Regions from separate parts of the Homo sapiens genome. Here region 2 is linked to region 1. A link is a loop called in an ENCODE intact Hi-C map of the cell type or tissue named here. Cell type or tissue: HCT116. All regions are shown on one strand. Each heading gives the region's core, and the rest is flanking DNA. Links, peaks and the distances in the headings are about the cores only.

What was found. Hi-C counts contacts between places; a loop is a spot of excess contacts. Peaks named below come from ENCODE experiments on the same cell type or tissue, not always from the same donor. Only the 100,000 strongest peaks of a DNase experiment are listed, where the experiment ranks them.
Region 2: it touches region 1 in a loop (4-fold over the local background); 6 of 110 quality-filtered maps call a loop at or near these places.

The regions. Positions count from the first base shown.
Region 1 is chr4:152,839,887-152,855,281 of GRCh38, forward strand. The region is part of intron 2 of ARFIP1 (ARF interacting protein 1); the gene reads left to right. Among named protein-coding and RNA genes, the nearest start is that of ARFIP1, 68 kb to the left of the region's middle. RefSeq lists enhancers at 3,267-4,466, 3,356-3,963, 7,319-7,819, 10,531-10,825, 10,712-11,370. In HCT116, for the core only: a CTCF peak has its summit at 7,007 (motif pointing right); a DNase peak (open chromatin) is centred at 6,985.
Region 2 is chr4:153,570,486-153,585,880 of GRCh38, forward strand. TMEM131L (transmembrane 131 like) reads left to right here. Exons shown (of 35, transcript NM_001131007.2): 8 at 10,341-10,418; 9 at 10,922-11,075; 10 at 12,705-12,763; 11 at 13,079-13,187; 12 at 14,350-14,446; 13 at 14,973-15,126. Among named protein-coding and RNA genes, the nearest start is that of TLR2, 110 kb to the right of the region's middle. In HCT116, for the core only: CTCF peaks have their summits at 4,075 (motif pointing left) and 5,893 (motif pointing left); DNase peaks (open chromatin) are centred at 4,066 and 5,856; H3K27ac peaks cover 544 bases.

The DNA.
Region 1 (15,395 bases), core at 3,017-11,016:
TTTGTGCTGTTTCAGTTTTTTTGATGTAGGCGTTTAGCACCTCTTTGCACTTCTTAGCACCACCTTGCTGTTTCCCAGAGGTTTTGATAGGTTAATTTCCACCTTGTTTTCATTTTTGAGCCAGTGCTCATTCAGAAGCAGGTTATTAATTTCCATGTATTTGCATGGTATCAAAGGTTCCTTTTGGAGTTGATATCCAGTTTTATTCCACTGTGGTCTGAAAGAGTGCTTGATATAATTTCAATTTCCTTAAGTTTATTGAGGTTCGTTTTGTAGCCTATCATATGGTCTATCTTAGAGAAATTTCCACGCGCTGTTGAATAGAATGTGTATTCTGTGGTGGTTGGATGAAATGTTCTATATGTATCTGTTAAGTCCATTTGTTCCAAGGTATAGTTTAAATCCATTGTTTCTTTGTTGACCTTCTATCTTGATGACCTGTCTAGTGCTGTCAGTGGAGTATTGAAATCCCCCACTATTATTGTGTTGCTGTCTATCTCATTTCTTAGGTCTATTAGTAATTGTTCTATAAATTTGGGAGCTCCAGTGTTAGGTGCATATTTGTGTAGGATTGTGATATTTTCCTGCTAGACAAGGCCTTTTACCATTATATAATGTCCCTGTTTGTCTCTTTTAATTGCTGTTGCTTTAAAATTTGTTTTGTCTGATGTAAGAATAGCTATCCCTGCTCGCTTTTTGTGTGCATTGGCATAAAATGCCTTTTACCACTCCTTTAAGTTTATCTGAGTCCTTATGTGTTAGGTGAGTCTCCTGAAGGCAGCAGATGGTTGGTTGATGAGTTCTTATCCATTCTGTGGCTCTGTATCTTTTTTTTTTTTTTTTTTTTTTGAGACAGCGTCTCGCTCTTGTTGCCCAGGGTGGAGTGCAATGGCGCAATCTCGGCTCACTGCAGCTTCCACCTCCTGGGTTCAGGTGATTCTCCTACCTCAGCCTCCGGAGTAGCTGGGATTACAAGGCACCCACCACCACGCCCAGCTATTTTTTGTATTTTTGGTAGAGACAGGGTTTCACCGTGTTGGCCAGGTTGGTCACCAACTCCTGACCTCAGGTGATCCACCCGCCTCGACCTCCGAAAGTGCTGGGATTATAGTCGTGAGCCACTGCACCCAGTCAGTTCTGTATCTTCTGTATCTTTTTTTTTTAAGATGGAGTCTCGCCTCGCTCTGTTGCCAGGCTAGAGTGCAGTGGCGTGATCTCGGCTCACTGCAACCTCCACCTCCCGGGTTCAAGTGATTCTTCTGCCTCAGCCTCCCGAGTAGCTGGGATTACAAGCACGTGCCACCATGCCCAGCTAATTTTTGTATTTTTAGTAGAGATGGAGTTTCACCATGTCGGCCAGGATGGTCTCAATCTCCTGACCTCGTGATCCGCCCCCCTCAGCCTCCCAAAATGCTGGGATTACAGGCATGAGCCACCGTGCCAGGCCAGTTCTGTATCTTTTAAGTAGAGCATTTAGACCATTTGTATTCAATGTTAGTATTGAAATGTGAGGTACGGTTGCATTCATTGTGCTCTTTGTTGCCTGTGTACTTTTGTTTTTTGTTTTTGCTTTTTAATGTGTATTTTTGTTTTATAGGACCTGTATGATTTATGCTTTAAAGAGGTTCTGTTTTGATGTGTTTCCAGTATTTGTTTGAAGATTTAGAGCCCCTTTCAGCAGTTTTTGTGGTGGTGGTTTGGTAATGGCTGATTCTCTCAGCATTTGTCAGAAAACGACTGTATCTTTCCTTCATATATGATACTTAGTTTCACTGGATACAAAATTATTGGCTGATAATTGTTTTGCTTGAGGAGGCGAAAGATAGGGCCCCAATCCATTCTAGCTTGTAGGGTTTCTGCTGAGAAATCTGCTGTTGATCTGATAGGTTTTCCTTTATAGGTAACCTTGTGCTTCTGTCTCACAACTGTTAAGATTCTTTCTACCTCTGGACCAGCCTGCTAGCCCACATGCTCCGATGTTAATGACATCGAAGGCACCCGTCTCGAGGAAATCTCAACTGCACAACCCCTACTACACCCCAATTCAGCAGGAAGCAGTTAGAGCGGTCGTCAGCCAACCTCCCCAGCAGCACTTGGGTTTTCCTGTTGAGAGCGGGGACTGAGAGACAGGACTAGCTGGATTTCCTAGGCTGACTAAGAATCCCTAAGCCTAGCTGGGAAGGTGACCGCGTCTACCTTTAAACACGGGGCTTGCAACTTAGCTCACACCCAACCAATCAGATAGTAAAGAGAGCTCACTAAAATGCTAATTAGGCAAAAACAGGAGGTAGAGAAATAGCCAATCATCTATCGCCTGAGAGCACAGCAGGAGGGACAATGATCCGGATATAAACCCAAGCATTCGAGCCAGCAATGGCTACCCTCTTTGTGTCCCCTCCCTTTGTATGGGAGCTCTATTTTCACTCTATTAAATCTTGCAACTGAAAAAAAAAAAAAAAAGATTCTTTCTTCATCTTAACTTTGGATAACCCGATGACATTGTGCCTAGGATCTTTTTGCAATGAATTTTCCAGGTGTTGCTTGTGCTTCTTGTATTTGGATGTCTAAGTCTCTAGCAAGGCAGGGGAGGTTTTCCTTGATTATTCCTCTGAATATGTTTTCCAAGCTTTTAGAATTCTCCTCTTCCTCAGGAACACTGATTATTCTTAGGTTTGGTTGTTTAACATAATCCCAGACTTCTTGGAGGCTTTGTTCATATTTTCTTATTCTTTTTTCTTTGTCTTTGTTGGATTGGGTTAATTCGAAGACCTTGCCTTCGAGCTCGGAATTTCTTTCTTCTACTTGTTCAATTCTGTTGCTGAGAATTTCCAGAGCATTTTGGATTTCTAAAAGTGTTTCCATAAAAGTTTCCTGAATTTTTTATTGTTTTTCCTTTATACTATCTATTTCCTTGAATATTTCTCCCTTCATTTCTTATGTCTTTTTTTTTGGATTTCCTTGCATTGGTCTTCGCATTTCTCTGGTCCCTCCCTGGTTAGCTTAATAACTAACCTCCTGAATTCTTTTTCAGATAAATCAGGGATTGTTGGTTTGGATCTGTTGCTGGTGAACTTGTGTGATTTTTTGGGGGGATGTTGAAGAGCCTTGTTTTGTCATATTACCAGGGTTGGTTTCCTGGTTCCTTCTCATTTGGGTAGGCTCTGTCAGAGGGAAGGTCTAGGGCTGAAGGCTGTCGTTCAGATTTTTTTTGTCCTATGGGGTGTTCGCTTGATGTAGTAGTCTCCCCATTTTCCTATGGATGTGGCTTCCTGTGAACCAAACTACAGTGATTTTTGTCTTTCTTCTGGGTCTAGCCACCCAGAGAGTGTATCTGGCTCCAGGATGGTACTGGGGGTTATCTGCACAGAGTCCTGTGATGTGAACCATCTGTGGGTCTCTCAGCCATGGATTCCAGCACCTATTCCATTGGAGGTGGCAGAGGGTGCAATGGACTCCATGAGGGTCCTTAGCTTTGGTGGTTTAATGCTCTGTTTTTGTGCTGATTGGCCTCCTGCCAGGAGATGGTGCTTTCCAGAAAGCATCAGCTGTAGTAATGTGGAGAGGGACTGGTGGTGGGCACTGCCCTAGAACTCCCAGGAGTATACGCATTTGTCTTCAGCTACCAGGGTGGGTAGGGAGGGACCATCAGGTAGGGGCAGGGCTAGTTGTGTTTGAGCTCAAACTATCCCTGGGCGAGTCTTGCTGCAGCTGCTCTGGGGGATGGGGGTGAGATTCCCAGGTCACAGGAGTTGTGTACCTAGGAGGATTATGGCTGCCTCTGCTGAGTCACACAGGTTGTCAGGGAAGTGGGGGAAAGCCGGCAGTCACAGGCCTCACGCAGCTCGCACGCAAACTGAAGGGCTGTTCTCACTTCCACTGTGCCCCCACCAACAGCCCTGAGTCTGTTTCAAGGCAGAGAGCGTGATAGGCTTGAAAACCTGACCCAGGCTACCCACCTTCCAGCTGCGAAAGAAAAGGGCTTGGTTCTTGCATGGCCTGTGGAGTCTGCACACGGGATTTGTGCCCTCCCCTGACTTGTGGCCAGGAGGCTTCTACCACCGTTCAAATTGTTACAAAGTTCAGCTGGAGATTTCCTTCTCACTGTGGAGTTTTACCCCCTGCTCCTCTGGTCACCCTCCTGATGGATCCCTGTGGTACCAGGCAGGAATGGCCTGCTAGGGGACCCAGCGAGCTCCCAGGGCCTTTCTGCTGCTTCGTGTACCACTGTATTTCTCTTGGCTCTCTAAACTTGACTCAGCTTTAGGTAAAATCAGAAACTTCTCCCACGAACAGACCTTCAGCCTCTCCAGTGGGAGTGTGTTTGGGAGAGGAGGCTCTCCCTTTCCCACTTCCGTAGTTGGGGCACTCACAGTACTTGAGGTGTCTCCTGGGTCCTCCGGGAGCAGTCCGCTTCCTTCAGAGGGTCTGTGGGTCCTCTCGGGATTGCTGATTTGTTCTTGCAGTCAATCTGGAGCTAAAATTTACAATGAAAAGTTTTATTAGAATGAAGTGAATTAAACTGCAACATATCAGTATGAGTTATTTGCTTATTCAAAGCCAATAATTTCCTCCTTTGTGAATTGATTGATTGATTTAAATTAAATTCTCTTTTTAAAGATTCCCTTGCAATTATTTTACTTCCTATTGGAAGGCAGAAAAGGAAAACATAGGTTGTCTTGGTGGTCTCTCCTTATTGAATATGAACCTTATCAGTGGGCAAGCCTCCATAGAAGCAATAACCTATTTCACCTCCTTAAAGAAATTCAACATAATACAAATTAATTATTTCTGTTTGTACCTGCTGTTATTAAAAATAAACACATCAGATGACACAAACTAATAGGAAAACCTTCCATGTTCATGGTTTGAAAGAATCAATACCATTAAAATAGCCATACTGCCTAAAGCAGTCTACAGATTCAGTGCTTTTCTATTAAACTGCCAGTATCATTTTTTCACAGAACTAGAAAAAACTATCCTAAAATTCATATAGAACCAAAAAAAGAGTCCAAATAGCCAAAGGAATCCTAAGCAAAAAGAACAAGGCTGGAGGCATCACATTTTGCAACTTCAAACTATAAGGCTATAGTAACCAAAACATCATGGTACTGGTACAAAAACAGGCACATTGACCAATGAAACAGAATAGAGAACCCAGAAATAAAGCATCACACCTGTAGCCATCTGATTATTGACAAAGTCAACAAAAATAAGCAATGAGGAAAGGACTTTCTATTCAATAAATGGTGATGGAATAAATGGATAATCATGTGCAGAAGAATGAAACTGGACTGCTATCTTTCACCGTATATAAAAAATTACTTCAGATGGATTAAAGATTTAAAGATAAGACCTCAAAGTATAAAAATCCTACAAGAAAACCTAGGAAACACCATCTGGCCATTGACCTTGGGAAATAATTTATGAATAAATCCTCAAAAGAAATGGCAACAAAAACAAAATTGACAAGTAGGACCTAATTAAAGAGTTTCTGCATAGCAAAAGAAACTACCAACACAGTAAACAGACAGCCTACAGAATGGGAGAAAATATTTGCAGACTATGCATCTGACAAAGGTATAATATCCAGAATTTATAAGGAACTTAAACAATTGAACAAGCAAAAAACAACCCCATTAAACAAATGGGCAAAAGACATGAATAGACGCTTTTCAAAAGAAGACATACAAGTAGCCAACAAACATATGAAAAAATGCTCATCACTAATCATCAGAGAAATGCAAATCAAAACCACAATGAGATGCCATCTCACACCAGTCAGAATGGCTTTTATTAAAAAGACAAAAAATAACATACTGGCAAGGCTGCAGAGAAAAAGGGAACACTTATACACTGTTGATGGGAATGTAAATTAGTTCAACCACTGTGGAAAGCAGTTTGGAGATTTCCCAAGGAACTTAAAACTACCATCAGACCCAGCAATCCCATGACTGGGTATATATCCAAGAGAAAATAAATCATTCTACCAAAAAGACACATGCACTTGTATGTTCATCAGAGTGCTATTGACAGTCACAGAGTCATACAATCAATCTAGGTACCCATCAATGGTGGATTGGGTAAAGAAAATGTGGTAGATATACATCATTAAATACTGTGCAGCCATAAAAAAGAACAACATTATGTCTTTTGCAGGAACATGGATGCAACTGGAGGCCATCCACCTGTTTTTGTTGCTGCTGAATTAACACAGGAACAGAAAACCAAATACCATATATTCTCACTTATAAGTGCTAGCTAAACACTGGATACTCATGGACATAAAGATGGCAAGAATAGAAACTGGGAACGACTAGAGTAGGGAGGGAGAGAAGGGGGCAAAGGGTGAAAAACTATTGAATACTATGCTCAGTACCTGGGTGACAGTATCAATGGTACCCCAAACCTCAGCATAATGCAATGTATCTGAGTAACAAACCTGCACATGTAACCCCTGAATCTGAAATAAAAGTTGAAATTAAACGCACACACACGCACACACACACACAAAGAGCATATGAGTCATTTACATATTTAATAGTTTTGAATTAAAATAAAACTCAGCCATGTGCTCTCTTAACCCGTGAGTGAAAACAGTATTTCAGAAGCATCATTTGACTATTTTGAATAAATTCCCTCAAGATCTTTTAAGCATCTGTTTACCTCAATTTTGGCTTACTTTTCCCCATTTATTTTTCTGAGGAATAAATAGGAAAATTGCATTTAACTCCAAATTCATTTTTCTATTTTAATAGAGATAAAATTTTATAGAGAAAATAAGTATATTAATATATTTTATAGACTAGTGAAGAGATCTCATATGTAAAACTGAATCATAACCAAAGTTTTCTGAGGTACTTTACTTATATACATGTTTCTTTTATACTTGTTTAAAATCTTATAATGGCTTTTGTTGAATGCATAATGCACTTTTAAAAGTTTAGTCTGTTACATAAAATAAAAGTGGTAGGTTATTACGTTGTCGTAACCTGGCTGGCCAGCTGGTGTCACTGTGGCACAGGCAATGAAATTACAATTTTTTTTTTTTGTTCTTGTTTGTGTTTCTCATTGCAGATATTTGATTTTTCATTTTACTTCCTTTCTTAGTCTGTCCTAAGAGAGGCCCTGGTTAGCTTTACACTCAATATTCACATCTATGTAGAGATGATTTTGTCCTAGCAATCCCTTTGCCAGCAGTTTAGTCATTGCCTCGTATGTTAATGTTTTTAGGTTTGTTCTTTTTTTTTTTTTTTTTTTTTTTTGAGACAGAGTCTCACTCTGTCGCCCCCAGGCCGGAGTGCAATGGTGTGATCTCGGCTCACTGCAACCTCCGCCTCCCAGGTTCAAGCTGTTCTCCTGCCTCAGCCTCCCAAGTAGCTGGGACCACAGTCATGTGCCACCACGCCCGGCTAATTTTTGTATTTTCAGTGGTGACAGGGTTTCGCCATGTTGGCCAGGCTGGTCTTGAACTCTTGACCTCAGGTGATCCTCCTGCCCTGGTCCCCCAAAGTGCTGGGATTACAGGCATGAGCCACTGCACCCGGTGTCTTCTTTTTATTAAGATGGGGCAGCAACAGCCAGATGTGGAGAGGATAATCATCTTAGTATTATCTCAGTTTTTTACAGCAAAAATATTTCTGCTTCTAAATAAATGCATTTTATTTAGAAAATAAAAATAAAATTATTATTTTAAGAATTATTCTTTAAAATTATTCTTTTAAAAATTATTCTTTTAAAAAAGAGTATTACAATTTAATCTAAATAATTCAAATTACTCTGATTTGTAAACTGTGTGTAGTATTTGTAATGGATGCTGTTATAGTGCTGGTCAAAATTAATTAGAAATTTGCAACTCATACCATGAGTTTAAGAGCAGAAGCAAATCATACTAACTCCACATGGTTGAAACTTCTTGTGAATTAATTTATAGTTGGTAGATTTAAAGACATTGCCTCCTTAGACCTAGCTAAAATGGAATTTTTCCCGTGGAAGGCCCAAAACAAAAATCCACTAATGTAGGGTGTTTTTACCTATGAACACTTTCTCTAGCAAAATGTCCATACACAAACCTACCAAATTTTGCATTCAGATTTAGTGAGCTTAGGACCCCCTGAACCCTGCATAAGGGTTCTCAGGTTCCCTGAGTCTTAAGAACCCCCCACCTGTAAGTTTTAAGTGATATCACAGAGTATTCGTTCAGTAGAACTACCTTAGAGATCTCGGAGTCTCACTATGTTATTTTATAGTGGAGAAAAAAGGCCCTTGAAGTTGTTATGGAATTACCCAGTATTAATTAAATAGCTGTACCAAAAGCTTATGTGATTTGACTATAACTGCAGTGAGTGCAAGAGCGCTCTCTTTCATTACCTTATTTCCAGGGTTTGGTAACAGTTTTTGGCACTTACTACCAAAGAGGGCCTTTCAATAAATGGTGAATAAATGAATGTTTATTCACGTAAGAACGAGGACGAGGACTAGAAACCAGATTTTTAGACTTCTCTGAAAAACCAGGGAAGAGATATTGTAATCTTATATTTGATACATCTTGTGTCCTTAATTTCCCTGCATGTGGTATTTGGGTTTGTGAGTGTGAGTCTTTGTTGTTATAGTTTTATTTTTAATGATTTTGTTGAGCTAAGTCGTTTCTTCATTCCCTTGTACTTAGCAGTCTGCAATATCATACACTACGATCTGCAGAAGATTTGGGAAAGAAATACAAGAAATTGTTGGAACACTGTTCCTCCAACTCCTACCCCCACCAGTCACATGTTGTAACTTATTTATCTCCTTTTCCCAAGAGATTGGAATCACTGTTAGGTCAGAGATAGTGTGTATACACAGCACAAGTTTTGGTTCATAGTAGTTGCTCAATAAAAGAATGAATTCTAGTAAATAGACTTAAAAGTTGACATCTTTTCTCCTTCAGCCATCCTACCCTAGGGTTTTCATAGCATGTGATTACAGTTTGTCTCCATTCTATATAGGAATGCAATATAATGTTTCCACGTTACTCACACATAAAAAATGTAGTAGCTCGGTCAATGGCAATAATGATTTGATGGGGGCTTTTTCAGAGAGCCAGTTTTGACCAAATATGTATGTTGATCCCTTTTAGAGGTATGGCAAATGGTTTTCAAGGATTGTTTAACCCATACAAATCTAGATTCATTTTAATACTGTTTGCTTTTCAGCTATAGGCTATACTTTTAATACTATTACTACAAATTAAAATTTTAAGTATATTTTTAATATACACATACATTAAATTAATTCTGGATTGAGAGTCCTGTTGAAAATACAATTCATAATGAAAGGTTGAAGGCTTATCTGTCTTAATTATAATCTGAGAGTGTGCCCTTATTTATAAACAAAAGCTATTAGTAATATGTTTTTTTTTATTTCTTGGAGGAATTTTGTTGAAAATACAATTCATAATGAAAGGTTGAAGGCTTATCTGTCTTAAATTATAATCTGAGAGTGTGTCGTTATTTATAAACAAAAGCTATTAGGAATATGTCGTTTTTAAATTTTTTGAAGGAATTATTTTGAATGTAGATACATATAAATATTTCCACAGTGATAGTATGTGAATGAATTCAGTATTTCTTTGATGCAAGTTGGTACATGATTCAAGCTTTTGAACTACTTAGAATCTAGACTAAGTGGGTGAGGCCAAGAGGGTAGGCAGTGAACCACCAAAAGGTACTTGTAAGTTCTTGTTAAATATTGTTGAATGAATGGGAGAGAGGGAGAAAAGAAGATTGAAATTGTGTGTCTGTGGCAGGCAGGTGTGTGTGTGTATGGTGGTAAATGGAAAAAAATCAATAAAAATGTTAGATTTACTCTCTTGATTAGATGGAATAAGATACAGGAGGATATTGTGATCATAAAGTGAGTTATTAAACTTATTTAAAGTGAGAATCTAGAAGTGTTGCTTCCGAAGTGATGACAAGGTCTAAGAGTGGCAATTTGAGTTTAGGTTGCCTGAGTGGAATATGGGGTATGAAAGATGAAAGGCATTAGAAATGAAGATGTTAATGAAATCTGAGACTAAGGTGTAGATTGGGTTATACTAAGTCTAAAATGTCTTTTATCTGCCCTGACACTTTTTTGGCATGTTGTCCAACTACAGATTCCCAAACCTGATCCAGATTACCAATTTTACGCATTTCTGCAAGTATACGGAGGGAAAATAAAATCACATACCTTTACATATCATTATTACTATCCCCTGTCATTCTGCATCAGCATAGGTAGGCAGGCTCATGGAACAGATTTTAAGTGTTTTACAATTTATATTTTAAAATATAGCAACTTACTACCTACCATAACATTAGTGGACTGTATTTTTAATGATCGGTGAAAACTTTCAGCCTAGACAGCGAATATATCAGCTTGGAAGGAATTGCTAACTGAACATCTATAATCATTTCCTGAAAATGTGCCCACCAACATGCAAAAGGTTAGAAACACCCAGTTTAATGGTGAGAGTTAGGGATAAAGCAGAAGCCCTAGATGTGCCAAAGTCTTCAATAAATATTTGAAATTGACTGGAAAGAAGGTAGATGACAATGTTGAGGTGGGGACGAGGGCAGTGAGGAAGGTGACACACAGGAAACGGGGGGGTTGGGTAGGGGCAGAGTTGCACAAGAATGGAAAGCAGTTCTCTACAACAGTTCCTCAAAATAGACTAAGGATCGCCTGCATCAGAATCACCTGATTTCCTTGTTTTGAAATTCGGATTTCTGGGCTTCACATTCCAACTCAGTGAGAATCACCACACAGCTAAGAGCAATCTGCATTTTTAACAGGATCCTCAGGTGATTCCTACTGAAATTAAGGTTTGAGAACTGGTTGTTTAGAAGTACCAATAGAGAGTTTAGAAAATGCTGACCCTGCCTTCTAACAATAGAATATTGATAAGTAGAATGTTGGAAGATAATCAGTTTTATAAAACTCAAGATAATTGTGGAGAAGCAGAGAGGCCACTTAAGGGGGGTTAATAGTGTTACAGAACTGGGGATGTGGAGGCTGTTGTAATAATAGCTTTGCTTCTGGCAGATACTTTTTATAGACAGCTAACTGTTAAACTAACAAAGGAGATTTTAAATTAACAGAATTCATCAAACATTTAACATAAGTGTTTTAGTTTGTTTCTTTAAAAAATTTATTATGTAGATGCTTTGGAAGGTTTTGTCCCTTTTGAAGCATGAGATGTTACTGAGAAAATTTCTTGCCAAATGAAGTAATAGACACTCTGCTAGATGTCAAGAATACAAGTGGTGAACAAGATAGATAAGCTTCCTGATCTTAGCATATGGTCTTCGGAATGGGAAGAGAGGATATAGACAAATTAATTTTAATACCATGTGAAAAATGTTGTGCTAGGCCAAGTATAGCATGGTCTGAGTACTGGTGGGAGCATGGAAAGATTACCTGAGTGATTACTATATAAGCTGAGGTCTGAAGGATGACCTAGCCAGATAAAGGGTGAAAAATATTCTCATCAGAAGCAACTGTAACAACCCGAAGGAAGTGTGAGACCATAGAACTGGAAATTCATGTTGTTGGAATGGAGAATGTGAGGGCAGGTGTGTGAGAAATGAGGCTAGAGAGATAAGTAGATAGTAGATCCTGCAAAACCTTGAAAACCATATTGAAGAGTTTAGTCTTTACCTAAAAGGCAATGGAGAGCCACTAAATGCTATAAAAATGGGAGTGTCTCAGTTGGGTTCACATTTTAGAAAACTGTCTCTGTCTAGTTTGAAGAATTGATTGCGGGACTGACAGTACTAGAGACATGGGAAACAAGTTCAGTCATCAAGGGCAAAAGAGGAGTGAGACTTAGGACATTCTCAAGGATATATATTTTAAAACAAATTTACTGAACATTTTGTGTTCTTCATGTGTTGGTTTTACACTACAGTTCAAAAGTATTACCATGCTAAATTTTAAGTTCTAAACTTATGTTTTTAATGTCATAATTATAGTAACCTCTATTAAAATATGCAAAATGGAGACGTTATTTTTCACAGCTTTATGAAAGCTATTACTACAAATATTACTTTGTATTCTTTTAAAAGTACCTAAAATGTACAAAAATGTATTTGGAGCTTTTGCCAAAAGCATATTTTGTTTTAGCTTAATTGTTTGAAAAATATTTTTAAAAACTATTAAATACTCAAGCATTATGCTAAAAGCTTGAATAAAAGGTTAACTCAGGTTTATCCCATTTTATTATACACTTGTTAAGCTTGGCCTTGCAAAGTGTTAAACTTTGAATTGAATGTCAGCAACATAAAAATGCAAATTAGGAATTTTATGTTGTTAATTATAAATGGGTCCATTGTCTCTGAAATATAGTCTGGAAAATATAGGAGTAAATTCAGTAGCAGATACTTTATAAGTTGCTAAGCTAGGCACAGACTTATATAACTGATACACTTAAAAAATTTAAGGGTTGGCCAGGCGCGGTGGCTCATGCCCGTAATCCTAGCACTTTGGGAGGCTGAGGCGGGCGGATTGTCAGAGCTCAGGAGTTCGAGACCAGCCTGGGCAACACGGTGAAACCCTGTCTCTACTAAAATACAAAAGAAATTAGCCAGGTGTGGCAGCGTGTGCCTATATTCCCAGCTACTCAGGAGGCTGAGGCAGGAGAATTGCTTGAACCTGGGAGGCGGAGGTTGCAGTGAGCCAAGATCACGCCATTGCACTACAGCCAGGTGACAGAGCGAGACTCCGTCTCAAAAAAAAAAAAAAATTTCGGGTTATGTAAAGAAAGCACATTTAAAATTTTGGTGAACTGTGAGGCTATATAATATTACTTAGAGAATGAGTATTTTATTGAAAACAACAAACTCATAAAATCCCTAGTATTATCTCACAAGTCATAAATTCGTCTCACATAGCCCCTATTATTTTGTGTTTCATTTAGCTGCCAAACCACATCAGAATGATAGTTCTCTTCAGAATTGGAATTCAACCTATTTGTATCATTTTTGGTTAGGCTCCTTCTGTTAGTAGCAGCTTAGGCATAGGAAGGCCTTAGTGATTTTCAGATTTTACACCTGTTTTACCTATAGGACAGTAGAGTTTTCTTCTGGAAGAACTTTTGTTTGTTTAGTAAAGAACCCCAGCAGACAGTAGGGAGGGATTTGAGTGACTGTAATGTCCTCAGCTACAGTTGTCTCCATTTGCATTTAAGATTTTTATTGATATGTTTTGTTGTTCTCATATTGTTAATTGGTTTTTGGTTATTTTGTATAATCTTTGTTCCTTTCTTTTTGCCTGATTGTTTCTCATTATGGTTTGGTGGTTTTCTGTATTGGTGCCGTTTGAGTCTTTTCTCTTTGTCATTTATGTGTTTGCTTTACCTGTGAGTTTTGTATGTTCATGTGTTTTGATGATGGTAAATGTTGCCCTTTTGCTTCCAGGTTTAGCGCTCCGTTGAGCATTTATTGTAGTGCCTGTCTACTGGTGATGAATTACCTCAGCTTTTGCTTATCTGGGAAAGACTTTATTTCTCCTTCTGGTAATTTTGTTGGATATAGTATCCTTGGCTGGACAGTTTTTTTCTTTCTATACTTCAAATATGTCATACCATTTTCTCCTGGCTTCTGTCTCCTGAGAAATCCACTGATAGTCTTATGGGGGTTCCTTTATAGGTGATTAGACACTTTTCTTGCTGTTTTTAGAATTCTCTATTGTTGACTTTAGACTTTTTGACTATAATGTGCCATAGAGAAGATCTTTTTGTATTGTATCAGTTTGGTGATCTGAGAGCCTCCTGTATCTGGATGCCTAAATCTCTTGCTAGACTTGGACAGTTTTCATTTATTGTTATATTAAATAGGTTTTCTAACACTTTCATTCTCTCTTCACCCTCTGGGACCCCGATAATATGAATATTTGGTCACTTTATGTTGTCTCATGTCATGAATACTTTCCTCATTCTTTTTTATTCTTTATTTTTTTCTGATTGGGTTCTTTCAAAAGACCTGTCTTCAAGTTCTGAGATTCTTTTTTTTTTTTTTTTTTTTTTTGAGACTGAGTCTCACTCTATCACCCAGGCTGGAGTGCAGTGGGGCACGATCTTGGCTCACTGAAACCTCCACCTCCCGAGTTCAAGCAATTCTCCTGCCTCAACCTCCTGTGCAGCTGGGATTACAGGCACGTGCCACCACACCCAGCTAATTTTTGTATTTTTAGTAGAGGCGGGGTTTCACCATGTTGGCCAGGCTCGTCTCAAACTCCTGACCTCAGGTGATCCACCTGCCTCAGCCTCTCAAAGTGCTGGCATTACAGGCATAAGCCACCGCACTCAGCCAAGTTCTGAGATTCTTTCTTCTGCATGAGCTAGTCTATTATTGAAGTTTTTGAATGTATTTTGTATTTCAAGCAATGAATTCTTCAATTCCAGAATTTCCGTTTGGTTCTTTTTTTATGATCTTTATCTCTTTGGTAAATTTCTCATTCATATCCTGAATTGTTTTTCTGATTTCTCTCTATTGTTTTTCAGAATTCTCTTGTATCTTCATCTTGAGAATCAGTAGTTTGAATTCTTTTTCCAAGGTTTCCTGAATTTCTTTTTGGTTGGGATCTGTTGCTGGAGAATCATTGTGATCCTTTGGAGGTATTATATTTCCTTGCTTGTTCATGTTTTTTGTGTCTTTACATTGATATCTGGTGTAATCGTTTCTCCATTAGTTTGAATTTGCTATTGTAGGGGAGGACTTTTTCCTGAAGTTGTATCTATGCTATTGGGTGAGTAGGCTACTTTGACTTTGATTCTTGTGCAAGCAGTAGTGTACTCTCTGTATAATTTCTTTGGCTGTATACAGCATTAGTGGTATCTGTGATTTTCCTCAGTGGATTAAGTGTACAGTTATTAGTGGAAGCTGTGGTGAAGTTTTGCTTTAGATGTCAGATAGGTCACTCTTTGGGCCCCAGTTGTAGCAGTGGTGGGCTGAGCATGCCTGTCCTTTGGCCCCAGGGTGGTATATGCCGGCACCAGTGTTAATGGGTCCAGGCGAGTGGATTTTTGGGCCTCCAGATGGCTTACTTGGATGCCAGTAGTGGCGGCAGTGGGCCAGGCAGGTGGGCAGGTTCTTGGACCTCTAGGCAGCTAGCATAGCATGGGCAATGGCAGTGGCAGTAGCAGACGACCCTTTGGGTCCTGAGTAGTGTGCATGGGTATTGGCAGTGGCTGTGATGGGCTGGGCGGACCAGTCTCCAGGTCCTCAGGGAGTGCATGCAACTAGGTGCCAGCTGAGGTGGTAGCAGCTGAGTGGGTAGTCCAACCTCAGGTCCTCTGGAAGAGTGTTCAGGTGCCAGTGGTAGTGGACTGGGCTGGGCAATGCTGTGGCCCCCAGACTATGTGTTCTGGCACAGCTGCG
Region 2 (15,395 bases), core at 2,432-10,431, 730 kb after region 1:
ACTGCTCTACTCAGGAAGGGGCACCTGAGATGCTCTGGCCTTCCCTCAGAGTTTATAAATTTGCCTGGCGGTAGCCGACATACTCGGCCTGCCTTCCTTCTGTTTTCCATGTGTGGATTTCTGTTTCTTCCTTGGGCCCTTGTTTCTGGCATCTCCCGGCACTTTTGTGCTAGTGGTATGGAAGCTGTGTTAGGAGCAGAGCTTCTGCAGTCTGTGGGCAGTGACGTTGAGATCTGTGCACAGGGTGGTTTCCATTGCCTCTCACTGTGGACTTGCGGGGGCTTCTGAAACCTGCTTCTTAGGGAAGTTTGTTTCCTTTTTGTCCACTTATTTCAACTGGAGTGGTGTTCTCAGCAGATGCCCTGAGGTGAGCAGTTGTTGACACTTTGGAAGTGTGAGTCCATCAGGGCCTAGTGGTGATAGTTCCTTCTTTTTCTGTGTTAGTCGGCTGTTCCCCCAGGACTTGCTTGTTCTCCACTGTTCAATTTAACCAGCTTTTTGTGTTGCTCTCTTTCTTTTTAAATTAGTACATTCCTTTAATTTTTTTTTAACTTTTTGGTCTAGATATTTATTTTCCCTTTAGATCTTTCTCTAGATTTTTTTCGGTGTGTTCTCCCAAAGCAAAAGAGATAAAATCAAGTTCTGGGTCTACTAAAAACATCTATAGTTCAAACAAATCTTTTTTCTGTTTGTTGCGTTGCATAATCTTACATAAGAGATACTCTCCTGTCAGCCCAGTATCCCAGTCAGGCCCAGGCTCGGTTTATCTTGTCCTGCCTGGTTCTCCTTTAATGGTTTCCTCTTTGCTGTGCCTTCTTTTGATTGAGTCCTAAATGCCATAAACTTCTCAAGCATATTCCCTCAGGGCACAAGCAGTAATTGTATCTCCATTGAAAAATGCACTGAGCATTCCACACTCACCTTCCTGGTTTCCTTTCACCTGTCCAGGTTTGTGTAAGGCTTGGTGTAGCCGCCTCAGTCTTTGATGGTAGAGCTCCTTAATTGTTTACTATGGGGGATTTAAGTGTATTTCTTCACAGTTCCTAGAACTCAATCATGGTTTCTTAATTATTTTTATTTTTACTTTTGTTTTAAGACAGGGTCTTGCTCTGTTGCCCAAGCTAGAATGCAGTGGTGCAGTTACAGTTATTACAACCTTGGCCTCCCGAGCTCAGGTGATCCTCCCTCCTCAGCCTCCTGAGTAGCTGGGACTACAGGCATGTACCACCATGCCCAGCTAAGTTTTATATTTTTTTGTGGAGACAGGGTTTCACCATGTTGCCCAGGCTGGTTTCAAACTCCTGAGCTCAAGTGATCCACCTGCCTCGGTCTACCAAAGTGCTAGGATGACAGGTGTGAGCCACCATGACTGGCCTATTTTTTGAGGAACAATTCCAGTCTGCTGAGATCTTGCCTGTCTTCCTTTATTAGAGTCTTTTAAAAGCTCCATTTAGCACAGATATATTTCATTTTGAATACCTGCACAATGAGATCTCAAAGTATCTCCACTTCTCTTTTTATATCTGTTTAACCTGACTTTCTAGATGTTGTTTTCTTTTTTTTTTCCTTTTTAGTTGGCATGTAATAATTGTACTTAGGTATGGGATAGAGAGTGCTGTTTTGATACTGTATACAATGTGTAACGATCCACTCAGGGTAATTAGCGTATTATCACCTCAGACATTTATCATTTCATTATGTTGTGAACATTCAAAATCCTCCCTTCTGGCTTTATTGTAGTCAACTGCAGTCACCCTGTAGTGCTGTAGAACACCAGAACTCATTCTGTCTGTCTAGCTGTAACTTTGTGTTGGTTACCCAGCAAGGTTTGGTTATTTCTTTTTTGTTTTGTTTTGTTTTTTGAGACAGAGTTTCGCTCTTGTTGCCCAGGCTGGTGTGCAGTGGCGTGATCTCGGCTCACTGCAACCTCTGCCTCCCGGGTTCAAGTGATTCCCTTGCCTCAGCCTCCCAAGTAGCTGGGATTACAGGTGCCCATGACCACGCCCAGCTAATTTTTGTAATTTTAGTAGAGATGGGGTTTCACCATGTTGGTCAGGCTGGTCTTGAACTCCTGAACTCAGGTAATCCACCTGCCTCAGCCTCCCAAAGTGCTGGTATTTCAGGCATGAGCCACCGCACCCGGCCCAGTTTGGTTATTTTAAACCATTTCAGCTGTGTCTAGCTCTTGCCTTCCCCTTTCCCTATATATATGGGGTAAAATATACTTAACACAAAATTTACCATTTTCACCATTTGTATGCGTACAGTTCACTGGCAGTAAGTACATTCACAGTGTTGTACAGTCATCACCTCCATCCATCTCCAGGACCCTTTCATCACCCCAAGGGGAAACTCCATACCCATTAAACACCTTCCCTCAGCCACCATTATTCTCCCTGGCAACCACTATTCTACTTTCTGTCTCTATGAATTGGACTATTCTAGGTCCCTCATAGAAGTGGGATTATACAGTATTTGTCCCTTTGTGTTTGGTTTATTTCATTTTGCATAATGTCTTCAAGGTTCTCCCATGTTATATAGCATGTATCAGAATTTTATTCCTTTTTAAGGCTGAATAATTTTCTGTTGCACATATATATCATGTTTTGTTTATCCACCTTGTGGCATTTATGAGTAGTCTTGCCATGAAGATGGGTGTATAAGTATCTGAGTCCCTGCTGTCACTTTTGAGTGTATGCCTAGAAATGGAATTGGTAATTCTGTTCAAGTTTTTTGAGGAACCACCACAGCGTCCTTTCTTTTATAGCCTAATTCTCGCCACAGCGATGCCTGCTTAAGTATAAGCTGTGCCCATGCTACTCAAGGTCAAGCGACGGCAGCCTGCATCACAAAGCTTAAACTTTTGCCGAGCCTGGATCTTGTTTCAGGGCCTGTGCCAGACATGCAGGGCCTACTTGTCATTTGTTTGAGGCCCAGCATCATCCAATTGTATAAAAATAGTTACTTGCCTTTGGACAGAGCCAACATACGCTGCCTGACCTATCAAGGTGAAAATCCCACATGGCTCTGCTGAAGCTGCCAGCCCAGGTTGTAATAGTTAAAAGCTAGTTATCCAGGTGTAAAAACCAAGGTGTTGCCCAACACAGATGACTTCCACTTGGCCAAACCAAAAGTTTAGATAGTACAGGGGTTATCTTAGTCTCCCAATTGTTTTTTGTCTGTCTTTCAGGGTTTCTGGCACATTTCAGGGAGTGGGAGGTAGTGTCCAGTAAATGACACTTCTTTTTTTCTTGAGTTCTGTTCCAATCATGAAATAAAAAGAACTTGAAGTGTTTTAGGGGAAAAAAAATCTCTTAGAAACCAAAGGAGTGTGGTAAAGAGTTATCTTCTAAAAGCTTTAATGTGGGAAAAATGCTTCCCCCAAGCATCTAAATTATTTGTTGTGGAATTTTATTAAATAAATGCATTAATTGTGAATGAGCAAATCAATATAATCTCCCCTTTGAGGCCTACTGTGTACCCAGTGGTTTGCATATGTATCTCATTTAGCACCCATCATATTGCTGTGAATTCAATAACTTGATTTCATAGAAGAGGAAGCTGAGTCTTAGAGTGGGTGGGGAATGTCCCCAGGCTTTTATGGCTGGGGTTTGATCTCAAATCTGTGTTGGCTAAGCACTTGGCCACACTGCCTTTTCTAAAATGATGTGGATAAGGAAAAATGCTATCCATATGCAGTAGCCTCTTTTTTCCTCAAAGCAAACTAATTTCAGCCACTTCCTAGGTTTTTGCAAATGTTTGCATGAGTGGGTCTGGCAGTATAGTTAGATTTTGTTTTAGTGGTTAATATCTGAGGAATAAAAGGGTAGTGGTGGTGGTGGTGGGGGTTGAAACACAATTGCTATTTAATATCAGGGAAAAATAGCTGTACAGTACTTATTAATAACTCAGCTGAGCCTGCTGTTATGCAGGAAACACTAAATTAGGAGTGTGGTTATAGAATCTGAGTGTTATGTGGAAGGCACCCAAGATAGCTCTCATTTTATACAAGATCATTTGCCATGTGCATAATACTGTGTGTGGGGGCCACCTGCTGGAGCAGTCAGATGGCTTATACAGAATCAGTGTTCCAGATGCATATGTTGGCATAAGAGATTTACTTTTTCTTGTCTTTTTGAGATGGACTCTGTTACCCAGGCTGGAGTGCAATGGTGCAGTTGCAGCTCCGCCTCCCGGGTTCAAGCAATTCCCCAGCTTCAGCCTCCCGAGAAGCTGAGATTACAGGCGTGTGCCACCATGCCCAGCAAATTTTTGTATTTTTACTAGAGACAGGGTTTCACCATGTTGGACAGGCTGGTCTCAAATTCTTGACCTCGAGTGATCCGCCCTCCTTGGCCTCCCAAAGTGCCGAGATTACAGGTGTGAGCCACTGCGCCCGGCCGAGATTTACTTTTATAATGACTTCTAATATTTAGCATTCAAAATTGTGAAAGGGGAGAAAGATGTCTGAGAAATACAGAATCTAAGATTGGGATTTGTCTAAGTAATTCTTTCATATTTCATAAGTTGTAGTCCTTAAATAAAAAGGTTTCATGTGGTTATTACCAGGAACATCAAGCCTCTTGTTCATTCTGTCTGGATTAATATAGATTCTCAAATATATTTATTTATTAGGCTGTGCTTTACTCTTGTTGATAAGACATCAGAATGACTTAATACTTTAAGTCTGTTATTTCCTTTCCTGTTTAATTGCACACAGTCCCCCCAAATCACACCCTTCTTGTGGCCCAGGGCACCAGCAATTCCTTAGCAAGTGAAGGGAGATGATTCCTTTCTCTCTAGTATCCAGTTCCCTAAATTCATACTTCTTCACCACAAAACTGTGGAAATACATGACATACAAAAGGAGTTTTAACATTTCTATTTTCTTGACCTTTGCATTTTATCTTGGTATGGTTTTCTAATATATATCCCTGTGTTGATGGATTTTTAGGCCTTTAGGTACCTAGGAGAAACAGATTTGATCTATTTTAATTTGTTAAAAAAGTACTGACTGCAGTTGAAAAACCTGATTTTTTTTTCTGTTTTTCTACTACCTAGCCCCAAGATCTTTGATAAGTCTCTTAACCCCTCCAAGCCACAATTTCCCCCATCTTCTAAAAGGGGATAATACTTTATATGAAATAATATGAAATATATAAACTATATTAATACTTTCAATGAAGACTACTTAAGAAAAAGTTGTTTATAGAGTTACTTTTTCTTTTTTCTATAAAATATCTGATCTGATTTGTTAAAGGAGTATGGGAGGTTTCAAAACTAGAGAATTACGTTTTTATTTGTTTTTCCTGTCTAATCAGCCCAGGCTCACTCTGGATGAGGGCGTGTCCTGTTGTCACACAGTGTGCTCAGTTGGGGACAGTTGGGGAACTTGTAACCCTAGTATGTGGTTGCCCCCTGGCTAACATTTTGGTTAGAGTTTCTTTTTTATCAAGTTAATATTGCTATTGTTTTGTTCTTTTTTTTTTTTTGAGATGAAGTCTCACGCTGTTGCCCAGGTTGGAGTGCAGTGGCCCGATCTCGGCTCACTGCAAGCTCTGCCTCCCAGGTTCACGCCATTCTCCTGCCTCAGCCTCCCGAGTAGCTGGGACTACAGGCGCCCGCCACCATGCCCGGCTGATTTTTTGTATTTTTTAGTAGAGACAGGGTTTCACCATGTTAGCCAGGATGGTCTTGATCTCCTGACCTCGTGATCTGCCTGCCTCGGCCTCCCAGAGTGCTGGGATTACAGGCGTTGGCCACCGCGCCCGGCCCAATTGTTTTGTTCTTTTGAGAAAGATATGGACTTGAAACTTTTTCTTTTAGAAAAATTAGCATACTTCTGAAGGGCAGTTTGGAGGTGCTAGAACTCCCCCTTGTGGGATTCTGAAATATGTCCTACAACAAAAGAAACAAAATAGTGATTTTTAAAATGCCTCTCGCTAATAGAAGAATCTTAATTAAAATGGCAAGTTATAAATATATCCGTCCAGAGATTTACTAAGAATGACAAAATATTAGGCTTTAAATCATAGCAAATTACTCTGCGAAATAGGGTTGTTAATTGTGTCAAAAACTGTTAATATGAGTGTGAACTTTTAACATCTTTTCATTTGAAGAAATATTGTAGGGTAGAGAATTGCCTTGTCAGGTTAAGACCTTAACATAGTTAAATTGTTGTAGATTTCTTAAAAAAAAAAAAAAAACTTATAAATGTGTACTTTAAAAGTGTGTTAATATGATTTTTTTCTTTAAACATTTTTTGAAAGTTTCAGATCAGAAATACACACTGTTAGGTTTTTATTCTTTTATTTTGTAGGCACCGTTTACTATTTTCTGTTTCTTGCCCTTTTCAAGCTTCTCTTGCCCTTTTCAAGCTGATTCCCTAGCATCTGTGGCTGTATGCCCACCTCTATCCACTCATCAGCTGTTTATTGAGTGCTGATGAAGTGATAGGCATTGTGCATTCGAAGCACGAGATGCTTAGAATCTCCTGGCGTAGGTAGACCTTGACCATGTTGTTGTGAGAAGTGTTACAAAAGGTCAGGTAGAAGTTGCTGTGGTGTCTGAGAGGGTATTTAAGCCAGGACATGAAGCATAAATCAGATTTAGCTAGGTGGAGAGGTGGGTGGGTTGGAGGAGTGGGTGCAAGGCAAAGGGACAGAAAATTCAAAGGTGTTGAGGCAAGCAGAGCAGAAACGAGACCAGTGAGGTTGGAGCATGCGCAGGGAGGTCGAGACTAGGCAGGTGCCGGAGTTTTATAGCGACAGCAGAGGATTTGGGACTTTTGCCAAGTGAGAAGTCTTTGAAGAGTTTTAAGCAAATAGTGGCATGACCAGATTTGTATATGGGTAAATTCACTCTTGGTGCAGTGTGGAGAATGGAGTGGAAAGGGCAGAGGTGGATGCAGGGAGACTAAGAGGAAGTTACTGCACCATCATTTTTTTGTGTAGTTTTGTGGTGTTAGAGTATTTATTTTGACTTTGTAGGCTGTACAGTCTCTGTTGCAAGTACTCAACTCTGCTATCATAGCACGAAGGCAATAGTAGACAGTCCATAAAGGAACGGGCATGGCTGTGTTCCAATAAAACTTTGCTGACAAAAATAAGCAGCAAACTGGATTTAACCTGTGGGCATAGTTTGCTAACCCCTGATATCTGGGGTATTTATTAAGAAAGAGGAGAAGTGAGTGGGTTTAAGGGCTCATGAAGGAGGTACAATCAGTATGACTTGGTTATGGATTTGTTTGAGGAGAGTATGAGAAGCTGAAGTGAAAGGGGTTTTCAGGTTTCTGGCTTAAACAACTGGATAAATAATGATAGGGTTGATGAATAATGGTGCTAAGATGAGGCACACAGCAAAGGTGGCCAGGTTGGGGTGTGTGAAGATTCAGGTGGATGCCCAGTCACTGGTTGGACATATAGGTATGGAGAGGACTAAGCTAGGGGAATCGATGTGGGAGGGTTCAGCATGCCAACAAGCTCCCCTGGGAGAGAGTGAAGAGGGCATAGGCAGCATCCAGCATAACTCAGTGTCTGATGGTTAAAGGAGCAACAGCTGGCAGAGGAACCAGAGAGAAAGAAAAACCGAGAGGGACAAGTGGTTCAGGCTGTAACAGGACAGGGGGCTGGTGGCAGCAGGGAGAGTGGTGAACAAAAGGAGAAGTTTCTGTTGGATTTGGCCGTGTGAGGATCATTTGTAACCTTAGTTAAAGCAGTTTCAGAGCTGGGCATGGTAGTGCACGCTTGTAGTCCCAGCTACTCAGGAGGCTGAGGTGGGAGGATCGCTTGAGGCCAGGAGTTTGAGGCTGCATTGCGCTATGATTGTGCCTGTGAATTGCCACTGTGCTTCAGCCTGGGCAGTATAACAAGTATTTTATTTTTTTTTGAGACGGAGTTTCACTCTTGTCACCCAGGCTGGAGTGCAATGGCATGATCTCAGCTCACTGAAACCTCCACCTCCTGGGTTCAAGTGATTCTCCTGCCTCAGCCTCCCAAGTAGCTGGGACTACAGGTGTGCGCCACTATGCCCAGCTAGTTTTTTTTTTTTTTTTTTGACGGAGTCTCGTTCTGTCGCCCAGGCTGGAGTGCAGTGGCGCGATCTCGGCACACTGCAAGCTCTGCCTCTCAGGTTCACGCCATTCTCCTGCCTCAGCCTCCCGAGTAGCTGGGACTACAGGCACCCGCCACCACACCCAGCTAATTTTTTGTATTTTTAGTAGAGACGGGGTTTCACCATGTTATCCAGGATGGTCTTGATCTCCTGACCCCGTGATCCACCCGCCTCGGCCTCCCAAAGTGCTGAGATTACAGGCGTGAGCCACAATGCCTGGCCATTTTTTTTTGTATTTTTAGTAGAGACGGGGTTTCACCATTTTGGCCAGGCTAGTCTCCAACTGCTGACCTCAGATGATCCACCCACCTCGGCCTCCCAAAGTGCTGGGATTACAGGCATGAGCCACTGCACCCAGCCTAACAAGTCTCTTTTAATTTTAAAGATAAATTTTAAAAATTAAAAATCAGTTTCAGAAAGTGGGCTTTTTCTGTTTGATGTTGGGATTTGTTCATAGACAAATTTAAAAATCTAGTTCTTCAGGCTGGTGTATTGGTGCACACCTGTAATCCTAGCACTTTGGGAGGCTGAGGTGGGTGGATTGCTTGAGCCCAGGAGTTCAAAACCAGCCTGGGAAATATGGTGAAGCTCCGTCTCTATAAAAAATACACAAATTAGCCATGTGTGGTGGTGTGTGCCTGTAGTCCCAGCTACTTGGGAGGCTGAGGTGGAGGTTGCATGAGCCAAGATTGCACTACCCGACTCCAGCCTGGGAAACAGAGTGAGACCCTGTCTCAAAAAACAAAAAAATCTAGTTTAAGATTTTAGATTCATTTTACAAATCATATTATTCTATTTAAGAATACTAGCAGATATGAACAATGATTTCTTTAAAAGAGTGTTTAATGTTTGGTCCCATTTACAAACTTAAACTCCTTAAATATTTTTACTGCATTAAAAATATATTTTATTCTTTTTCTTAAAAAAAGATTAAAAGAGTCACGGTTCACTACAGCCTTGACCTCTTGGGCTCAATCAATCATCCCACCTCAGCCTTCCTAGTAGCTGGGACTATAAGCGCACATCACCACGCCTGGCTAATTCTGGTATTTTTTCTAGTAGAGACGGGGTTTTGCCATGTCTCCTAGCTGGTCTGCAACTCCTGGGCTCCAGTGATCCACTGCCTTGGCCTCCCAAAGTGCTGGGATTACAGATGTGAACCACTACTGTGCCTGACCTATTCTTTTTTTTCTGTATTTTAATTGCCTGAATGACAATTGAAGTAGTTTAAAATGTATTCTTTTATAATGTACTTGGGTAAGTTTTATAAATCTAACAAACATAATTGTAGTGATTCTTCTTAGTAATGCATCTTTCCTGGGTTTTTAAATAGGTACTCCCTATTAAGCCAGCCTAGGCTTTGGAGAATGCCTTCTTACCTTGCCAAGATTTGATGTTAGGACTGTGGCTCCCGGGTGGAGTACCTTTTTCTAATCACTATGCCAGAGACATTAAACTTAATGAAAGAGGAAGTCTCATAGCCCATGTCTTTTAGATTCACATACTGCACTGAGTAACTTTTTGCTGTATTCACATGCCTGTAGCCCCCACCCTCCTACCCAAGGTTGTATCCCTTGATTTGATTTTTCATTTTCCTTTTCTTAAATATGTGTTGACATCATCCCAGGGGCTGTTAAGATCTTTAAATTTGACAGAGTCTTGCATTCTTTTTATATGCTTTTGTCTCTTTCATCCATAACTCTTCCCTGTTAAAAATGATAGTCAGTTGAATTTTGGACATCTCTTTTTTTTTATTTTTTGTTTTTTTGGTCTAACTTGAGGGTCATGGTTTCTAGGTCATTGTACTGATGGAAGGCACACTTAGAATTTTGTTACTTTGTAAACCTACTTTAAAATAACAATAGATTCCTGTGTTTAAATAACATTTTCAACAAACATCAGAAACACCAAACTCCAGTGTTCCTGTGTATATTTAGAACATATTCACCTGCTTATAGGTGTAATAAGGAATTTTCATGTTGCCCGAGGGAGAACTTATGATTTTCATTAGAATGTAAGCTCAGTGACAGTCCTGAGAACAGATTTCTCTGTTTAGCTTACTGTTGTGTATCCACTAAAAAGAATAATGCCCAGCATTTAGCAGATACTCAGATATTTATTGAATAAATGAAAAAGTGTAGTTTCTGAATACTTGATAAATTGTTTATTATTAGTGTGAGATTGAGCCTTTTACTTAAAGTTCTTTTCCTCCTTTTTTCTTCTTTTAGGCAGAAACCACTAATACTAGCCTCTTGCAGGTGCAACTGGAATGCAGTTTACATAATAAAGTGTGTCAGCAATTAAAGGTAAAATAAAATGTGTAGTGTTTTCTCTCTGCTTTCCTCCTGCCTCTTTGCTTAAAAATAAAACACAAGGCTGGGCGCTGTGGCTCATGCCTGTAATCCCAGCACTTTGGGAGGCCGAGGCGAGTGGATCACGAGGTCAGGAGATTGAGACCATCCTGGCTAACACGGTGAAACTCCGTCTCTACTAAAAATACAAAAAAATTAGCCAGGCGTGCTGGCGGGTGCCCGTAGTCCCAGCTACTTGGGAGGCTGAGGCAGGAGAATGGCGTGAACCTGGGAGGCGGAGCTTGCAGTGAGCCGAGATCGCACCACTGCACTCCAGCCTGGGTGACAGAGTGAGACTCCGTCTCAAAATAAAATAAAATAAAATAAAACACAAAACAGCATATTCTGTTCTCACACACGTCCCATTACGTTAAATGCTTCTCCTTTCCTCCATAGTTTGAAACCACAAAGTTGAGATGATTTTTTTTTTCCTTTTTTCCTCCTCCTTCCAACCATAGGGTTGTTATCTGGAATCTGATGATGTTTTGCGTCTACAAATGAGCATAATGGTAACAATGGAAAACTTTTCAAAAGAATTTGAAGAAAACACACAACATTTGTTAGATCATCTCTCTATTGTTTACGTAGCTACAGATGAATCTGAGACCTCAGGTAAGGTGGAATGTTTAAAAATTTTATTATATTTTCATCAGTCTGCATCATCATTCTATAGCATTTATGAACAGATTGTATCATAGCAAACCAAGACAAATAGCCTTTGCTTTAATTATTAAGTGATTGTAGTAGTAACTGGTTCTCAACCTACAACTGCTAAGAAGGCTGTATTATTTTGGGGAGAAGTGACAACTGCAAACTATTCTGAGTTTCCTTAGGAATAATTTTTCTTCATGTTTGGAGACAGTAAGGAAATTAAATGGGCATGACAGTTTAATATAAATATTTACAAAGTATTTGAAGTCTTGGGTTTCTTGTTCCACTTTTAATGATTTGCCTAAGCTCATTTAACCACATCATGCTGTTTTGTATTTTAAATAGCTAATAGGTTGCGGTTGTTCCTGGATGCTTGACAAGTTAGGTAGAATTTTAGTGTTCAGTTTTATGAATTTTATCTTTGGAAATGTGTGTCCTACTTATCAGAAATAAATGCATTCATCTGTTTAACTTCCTAAGAACTTTTTTCAGAGACACATTCTGTGATCCATGAAATTCCTAACGTAGAGTATACTAGTATCTTTTGGTTATCAAGACTTCTGAATGTGACTGTATATTTGTATTCATATTCAAGAAAGTATGGTTTTTATTCTTTGGGTTTTTTTGTTTGTTTTTTGGTTTTGTTTCTGTTTTTGTTTTTTTTAGACAGGATTTTGCTGTGTAGCCCAGGTGGGAGCACAGAGATGTGATCTCGGCTCACTGCAACCTCAGCCTCCTGGGCTCAAGCGATCCTGCCACCTTGGCCTCCCAAGTAGCTGGGACCACAGGCGCACACCACTATGCCTGGCTAATTTAAACCGTTTTTTTTTGTTGTTTTTTTTTTTTTTTTTTTTTTTTTTGTAGAGACAGGTTCTCCCTGTGTTGCTCAGGATGGTCTTGAACTCCTGGGCTCAAGCATTCCTCCCCGCTTGGCCTCCCAAAGTGCTGGGATTGCAAGCATGAGCCACCGTGCCCTGCTTTGGCAGTCTTAATTGGTTAAACAGCCTTTACCTTTCAGTCTTCAGAGCTGGCTGTGGTAGTGCTGGATCAGCAGGAGAGCTCTCCTGTCCTCAGTGCTTGGTGATTCTCATAGTGGCCAGTGAACATCTATGAGGGCAGATCCCTGACCCATGGGGACCACTTCTGTGGGTGAGGGCTAAAAGGAAGCCTGAAACCTGAGATCTCAGGATTTTCTTCTTTCCAAATGTGGTTATCCAAATGAGGAAATGAGGAGCTTTCTAATCAACAGGAGAACATAGCTTTATTTGAAGTCGTCCAGTTGGTTAGTTTCATTCAGAAGAGCATTGTGTGACCCTAAACTCAGAATTTTGCTCCTGGTAGTTCCTCATCATTTAGAGGGCTTAGGTTGGTAGGCATTTTTATGAGGATCTTTTTTCTTGTGATTAAAAAAGAAAAAAAAAAAGAAAACACCTCCTAGTTTTGATTTCAGTTTTGAGAAACAAGTTAACATTTTTTATAGAAATGTGTAATGTGGTATTTTAATGATTATATGAAGGTGTGAGAATGAGATGGCTCTGTTTTAATCTCTGATTAAATACTCTGCTTTAATACTCTGATTCTTTTGGACAGATGATTCAGCAGTAAATATGTATATATTACATTCAGGAAACAGCCTTATATGGATACAGGTAATTGTAAATGCTTACCTAAAGTAACTTTTAAAATTGCAAGTGTGCATTTAATTGTAGAATATGAGGGTTTTTCAGGAACAGAGACAGAAGCACTATCTTTATTCTTTTTTGCTTTAATTTAAGCCCATTTGCCCTTGCTTGAACCTCTGTTTGTATGAAGATTGTCAGCATCCCCTCCATATGGTTATGGCACAGATGCTGAGCAGTTGCTATGTATGGCTGGTCTGTGCTATTTATTCTAACGGTTCATTCAAACTGGATAAATACTCTCCCAGCTGAGAGTAGTCACATGGGACTTTTCTTTTATTTCAGGATATACGCCATTTCTCACAGAGAGATGCTCTGTCTCTGCAGTTTGAACCAGTACTACTACCTACTTCTACAACAAACTTTACAAAAATTGCTTCTTTTACCTGCAAAGGTACAGATTTTTAAACAGATTGTCATTTGACTTTTGTTATCTGGTTGTCATGATGGCAACTCTTTCTACAACTACAGATTAGGCATGGTTTCAAAAAAGTGAAGGGAATGCGTTTGATTTCAAGAAGTCCCAGCCTTAGTAGTTCTAAGATAGTATGATGTAGAAACTATTGTTGATGCCACTTTTATTCTGCCACATATGTAGAATTTTGAGTTTAAAGCTTAATATTCTGTGTTGATAACGATTAGGAAGGAAAGCACTGTTAGGTTTTTGACAGGAGTCTATGCAGGCTGTTTTTGAGGGAAAATTGGCAAATCTCTATGAAAATTTAAAATGCACATATTTACTCTTTGATCCTTAATTCTAGTTTTAAGAGTTTATCCTCCAGATATGTATGTATTCAAAACTGTACCTATAAGAAATGTGTGTTTGTTAGGACAGAACAGCTGATCATCTGTGTTCAGATGTGAGAGAGTGTTCAGAAACATGCATGGACAGCGATGCGAGCAGTGTGTGTACATTTAATTTTTTTTTAGAGGATATCTGTGTACTTATACATGCACAGAACACCTGGAAGGATGTTGCAGAAACTGCTAACAGCTGCCTCCTCCAAGATAATTGGGAGTCAGGGTGAAGAAAGGTAGATTTTATTTTCACATTTTTTTGTTAGTGTTTGAATTTTTAAAAACCATATATATAACTTTAAAAAAGTTGGTTATTAGCATCAGAGAGTTAAGAATTGAACACAAGCGACTCAATATTATAACCTAATCAAGGAGAGCTTAAAAGTATTATTTTGATCAATCAGCACTGCTTTCAAATGCAGCCCACTTTTTGCTGGTCAGCTCCCTTTTGCTCTTTAGGTTTTATTCCTTTCTTGCTCGTGCCTCCACACATTTTACTCTGCCAAGTGAGCTTCTTGTTTCACTTTTGTCATTTCTGGTAGAGAAGTTGGTTTTTAAAAGTATGGACTTCTGGATAATTGGCAACAAAGAAGATGACAGGAACATTTGAGAAAGTAGTTACCTTTTATGTCTGATTCACTATTTTAATGGAGACAGAAAAGTGAATAAAAATTTATAAATAAGACATATATCTTTTGTTCAGGCTTAATGAAAGAAAAGGTACTTAAGCTTCACATTTATTTCTTTATACCACAAAGCAGCTACATCATGTGACAGTGGAATTATAGAAGATGTGAAGAAAACAACACACACTCCAACACTAAAAGCATGCCTCTTCTCTTCTGTGGCTCAGGGGTAGGTTACTTCCACTTTCCCTGAAATCTTGTATGGTTGTTGTTGTTGTTTTCCCCTCTAGAAATGGTTTAAAAATATAGTGATATGATTTGTGTGATTCTCTCTCTCACTGGCCTTGCCTCCCCTTGCCTTAGCATTGCTAACAGGCAGTGAAAGGGATATTAGCTGAGTGGGGAAAAGGAAGTGAAATAATTCAGTTTATGAAATAGGTTCAGCATCAGGCATCCAGATGTGTGAAAAGAGTACATATTCACATGGTGTTTCTGAGTTGGCTTCAGGTTCTGGTTTGGTCCTGGCGGCCTCTGTGAGCTGTGCTGGCCGCAGCCTGGTTGCTTCCCCTCGGGCTTCCAGTTGCTCCCTATGTGAGCCAGAAGGTTGAAGGAGGCGATTGCCGAGGTTGTCTCTGGCGCTAGCTTTCATTTAGTAACGTTTTATGATGCTCCTGTTTTTGCAATTAGAGGCTCATAAGAGGGCTGACTGTTGTCCCACACTCAGGCCTGATAGCATGCATGTCGTCTGTTCACAGGTATTTTAGAATGGACTCTTCTGCAACCCAGTTTCACATAGAGACTCATGAGAACACATCAGGACTTTGGTCAATATGGTACCGCAACCATTTTGACCGTAGTGTTGTATTAAATGATGTGTTTCTTTCCAAGGAGACCAAGCACATGTTAAAGGTACATATAGTATTTTTTCCCCAAGTTTTAGCTTATTTTAAGCTTTGTTTAAGGTCAGATGCTGTGAAATTATTTCTATAAAATAATAAAAAATATTCCAAATGCTATGAAGTTATTATTTATATAAAATTTTATGATTTTTAAAACATGTATTTTTCTTTTAACATTTTCAGAATTACTTTTAGGAGACTTCTCTTTCTCTCTTTTTAAAAAACTGTTTTTAAAAGAGCTCAAAGGGACCAGGATATAGCCTTTCAAAATTATTTGCT